2 separate regions of the Homo sapiens genome follow, and region 1 is linked to region 2. A link is a loop called in an ENCODE intact Hi-C map of the cell type or tissue named here. Cell type or tissue: PC-3. All regions are shown on one strand.

Region 1 (2,500 bases), 170 kb after region 2:
AGAACATCAAACAAGTTTAAGTGATAAACTGATATTTGCACTCCTGCGGCCTATCTCTGGACTAGATTGTGTCTTGTTGGAGTTCAGTGCCTATGATCTGTATATTTTCTGCTGCAGCTGGTATCTCTAGTACCGAATATTGTTTCATGAGGATTTACTCTGGCTGTTGATAGAGACAGAAAGTCTTGTCTTTAGCCCTGGCTGTCACGTGGACAACAGGCATAGATAACAACAGTCAGTCCCAGTGTCTAGCCAGCCTCAGCTCTCCATGGGACTGCCTGGGAAATAAGCAAATACCCATAATTTTAATAACACCCGAGTTCATCAGAAAAGTGTGAAAGGACCAGCATCTTTGCATATTGATACAGTTTCATGTGGCCTCTCCAGCAGAGAGGTAGGTCCAGGGCCACTCTGTGGATACTCTTCCTTAAGGGTGTGATTCTGAACCTACTAGAGCTCTTTGGGAAGAAATTGGATATAGGATCAGGCATGCAGGTCGTTTCAGTGTTCCAAAAATCCTTTGCAGAGAAAGAAGCTTAATCTTTTCTCTGAGTGGCTCTGTAATGTGTATAATGTACAGGCGAGTGGAAATTAAGAGGAAGCATGTTCCTTCTCGCCCCACGGAAGCACTGTTGAAAAACTCTTCCCAGAGGACAAACTCCTCTGATGTGACACCAGAGTCTTCCAGTGGGGCCACTCTCAGGGAACTCATGCATTAAAGAGGTTGAGGGAAGGTCCTTTTAATTCTGAAATCCTCTAATTTAAGACTTTGGAAAAGTTATCCTGTGAATTCTAACGGACCACAGATCAAGTCATACGGCTTATGCTTCACAGCATTCTGGCAAAGCTTTTCAAGGCACTGCTCTCAGACGTGAGTGTCTATTCAGATCACTTGGGCCTCTGTTAAAATGCAGATTGCTGGTTTACCAGGTCTGGGGTCTGTGAGTTTGCTTTTCCAATAAGCTTCCAGGTGACCCTCGGTCCAGGACCATGCCTCAAGCAGTAAGGTTTTAAAGGGTATGTGAATTAGGAAGGGTTAACGGGCAAGCCCCTTGGTTCCCGCATCCAGAAAGCAGACGTCTGCACTAGCTCCTGCTCGCTCCTGCCTTGGCCCCCACTCACCCAAGCTGAGTGCTCTGCTTCTCAGTGAGGTTACTCTATTGTTTCTCATCCAATCCAGGACAATTTTGGAGTAAAACAGGTTTTATTATGGCGGGATATAAATTGGAACTCAGATATTTTTTCCTATAAGACTCTCTAATGAGGTTTCTTTTGTCATAAAATTAACGTTCTTACATCTTTCTTTATTCCTAGAACTGTATTTCTTGTTTTTAAATTTGTTTCTGTGGGTAAAGAAAGCGTTTTGGGTTGTCTGTCCAGAGGGAAATAGGACAAGAAGCAAAAAACTGTTCAAACGGTAAATAAACTATTTAGGATTTGATGTGTATTCATGAGTCATGGGGGTAGGAAGAGGAACTTAACTGCACTAGGTCGGTAAACCACAAACCCTCTGAATCAATAGTATTTCGTTTGCTGTTCTAATAATGGCAAACACCAAGGTGTACCAGAGTGGGTGTGAGGGGTTTCTTTCCTTTTTTTTTCCTTATATGATGTGTGAACATAGTGTTAAGTTCATTCAAAGGAGGCAGGAAAATTTTCTGCTTCACTGTCAAGGCATGGGAGTGGGGCTCTGCCTGGGACTCTGGGAGAGAGAAGTGTGGGAGAAATAGGATCTTGTCACATGAAGGACCGGGTGTCATCTGTCCTGCTGGACATAGCTGAGATCACAGATCCTCACAGAGTGGGTAGGGGTGTTCTTATATTTCATTTAATTATCACAAAGACCTATCGGGCTGCCCATACTTACTGTAAGAGAGGAGGAAGCAGTGCTTCAAATCAGTGAACTCCCATGGGATGTAGTTGGGGTCTGAACTTGTGCCTCCAGACACAAAAGATGTTGATCACATTTGTCAAAAAATGACTTTCAAATTGCAGGAAGCTGCTATCATCTTCCATGCCTTCATCTTGCAGATGAGAAAACCTGGTTGAGAGGCCTAGGGATTTTACAACAAACATAATGCACCAAAGAACAAAGGAGAAGAATAAGAAGATGCTTCCGAGTTCTGGATTTATGCTCCTTCTGTTCCACAGTGGTCCCTTTAAAGCTTTCATGGAGACACAGTGGGATAAGAGGTTACCACTATCATTCGTGTTTGCCCCCAGCATATACTAGTGTTCATGCATACTAGCACTGTGTGAGCATGTATGTATGAGCGAGTATCCTTGTATGTGCAAGGGTGTTCTTGCATGAGAGTGTGTGTTGCGTGAATTTGTACATACACATGAGTGTATATGCATTTTTGGTGGTGAAAGGGAGAAAATAGTATTTACTGAGCCCCAAGGCCACGCCTAGTATAAACCAAGAACTTCCTTTAAATTATTGCACACATTTAGGTAGATATTATTATTACCTGCATTTTTCAGATGACAAAAACTTTGA
Region 2 (2,500 bases):
GTGATTTGGGAGCCAGAACACACAGGGAATCCAGGGGAAAGTAGTAAAATAAAATAAAACAAGAAGGGCCTTGGGTGAGCACACTGCACCATGGCCTGAGTAGTAGTATTATTTCAATTATTTGCACCTGAGGAGACGTACAGTTGCTTTCAATGTCCAGAATTTGCAGGTGAACCTCTCAGACCTTTGCTTTTCTCCTTTATGGGTTTCTTTTCCCTGGGACACATTGTCAGCCCTTAGCTGCTCACTAAAGCCTCCTGATTTGAGATCTATATGACAAATGCCTGATGCTAAGCAGAGATGCTGAGGCCTGGAGCCAGGAAGGCGAATTAGTTTCCTAGTTCTAAAGGTAGGGGTGTGTGGTGCATGCATGAGAGAGAGAGAGAGAGAGAAACAAGAGGGAGAGAGGGAGAGAGAGAGAGAAACAAGAGGGAGAGAAGGAGAGAGAGAGGGAAAGAGAGAGGGAGAGAGGGAGAGAGGCAGAGAGAGAGGGAGAGAGGGAGAGAGGCAGAGAGAGAGGGAGAGAGGGAGAGAGGGAGAGAGAGAGAGAAAAGAGAGAGAGAGGGAGAGAGGGAGAGTATATAAAAATTCTCTTGCTCTCTTTGCTTCTGTAGATGTAGTTAACAAGTCCACTTTTAGGGCTTAATCTGCTGGGCACACTTTCTTGATTTTATAGCTAGAAATGATCTAATTTAGGCAGAGGGGGCTGCCTGAAGTAAATACAGCACTGGTTCAATTAGGTGGGGATAGATATGCACTACCTTTAAAAGAAGATAAAGACATTTGAACTGTTGGAAATACTAAACCGATCAGCCATCACCCTTTCCTAACATACCCAGATAGTAGCTGCACCCCCTGCTTTGCTTTGGGACTATAGGCAGAGCCAAGGGGACTGTCCCCTCTGCATGACCCGCAGCTACTCTCCCTTTGTCTGCAAACAACCGAGAGGAGCGAGTTGGAGCCCAGAGCAGCAGAGACTCAGCCTAGCAGCTGACTGGGCCAGGTGCGTTTCCATTGGCTGCAGAGGCCCGGTTGAGCTCTATTTTCTTCTGTACATAAAGATAAGAAGCCAAGGGCCCCCTTCCGAAAGCAAACACGTTTAATTGGAACCACCGCCTCCCCATGATTCACCGGATGGAATTTACAATGGTGTTTACCTTTTTCCACAAAAGTAGCAAATGAATCAATCCCAATAGGAAATATAAATCTAGGAAATATAAATCCCCAGCAGATGCATTTCGAACCACACAGGAAAGGACTCACTGAGAAAGAAGGCCCCTGTAACTCTAGAGGGTTTTGCCCAGAAGTAAGAGTCAAGAGTGGTCCAGATTAGTTGAGGAGAAGCAACTTCACATATGAGCTTAAAACAAGTCCTTGCACGAGCCACCTTTTGCTTGGCCCCTCTTAGCAGTGGGAATTCAGACAAAACTTCAGGAATGCTTTGCTGGGCAGCTGTGGTGCATTCAAAGCAGAGAAACTGCCTTAATCTTTGCAAAACCAACAAAGATAAGCAATAGCTTTAGCTGGGCTGAAATTAGCCAATGCGCTGCTACACAATGCCCTGGTGACCATTATCCAGGCTCTGACCGCCGCACGGCACTGCGCAAGCATGCTGGCAATGTTTAACAAACCATCTGTCTTGTACCTGCTCCCACTCAACAGGGGCCTTTGTTTGAACCCTGGCCCCATCCAGCATGTCAGCTATCTATTCCCCAACAGGGGAAGCCCCTTCATCCCATTGTACAATTTTCATAACTCTTTTGATTCCAGTTTGTCCTACAGAATGACTTCTGCCAGAGAACATTTTGGAAAGGGAGATATGGATTCTGAATCTGTCCACTGATTAGTTTCTAGAGCACCATGTGTGTGAAACCTTACTTGCTTATGTGATTTCCCCCTCATTTGTCTTTTTTTAAGAGAATTTCAATATTCATTCAAATGTTGATTTTATTTTTTCCTTGGTTAGCTGTGTTTAAGTTAGAAACCTCTCTCTCTTGTTCTTTTCCTCTCAGATATATGTTTTATACTGCAGTAAGATATTTTCTGCATATGTCGGGTGCAGTGGCTCACAACTGTAATCTTAGCACTTTGGGAGGCTGAGGCAGAAGGATCGCTTGAGCCCAGAAGTTTGACAGGAGACCCTGGACTCTACAAAATATATACACACGTGCATGTACATACATACACACACACACACACACATATACACACATATACTCTGCCTAAATCGCACAGTACCTGGAATTTACTGATTATATTACATAGGTGTTAGACGAAACCATTTGAACTTAATGTTTTCATAGATTTATAACAAATATTGACGGTTCATTTCATATGGTCCAATATATGTATTTCCTTGTAAAACTGCCCACATTATTTTAGACTAGAGATTTGAGAAGATAACTGATCCAATACATGGTTTTTATTAAAAAAAAGAAAGTCTCCTTTGAGAATTTATTTATTTATTTATTTTGAGATGGAGTCTCCCTCTGTCGCCCAG

What was found. A loop is a pair of places that touch in the nucleus more often than their neighbours do. Peaks named below come from ENCODE experiments on the same cell type or tissue, not always from the same donor. Only the 100,000 strongest peaks of a DNase experiment are listed, where the experiment ranks them.
Region 1: a loop joins it to region 2, with 4 times the contacts of the local background. A loop is called at or near these places in 1 of 110 quality-filtered maps.

What each region holds. Positions count from the first base shown.
Region 1 is chr20:22,345,918-22,348,417 of GRCh38, reverse strand. No RefSeq gene overlaps it. Among named protein-coding and RNA genes, the nearest start is that of LINC01427, 64 kb to the right of the region's middle. In PC-3, no CTCF peak of the experiment used is centred here; a DNase peak (open chromatin) is centred at 1,487.
Region 2 is chr20:22,511,187-22,513,686 of GRCh38, reverse strand. All of the region lies in intron 2 of LOC105372564 (a long non-coding RNA gene), which reads left to right. Among named protein-coding and RNA genes, the nearest start is that of LINC00261, 66 kb to the left of the region's middle. RefSeq lists an enhancer at 441-942. In PC-3, no CTCF peak of the experiment used is centred here; a DNase peak (open chromatin) is centred at 1,106; H3K27ac peaks cover 2,138 bases.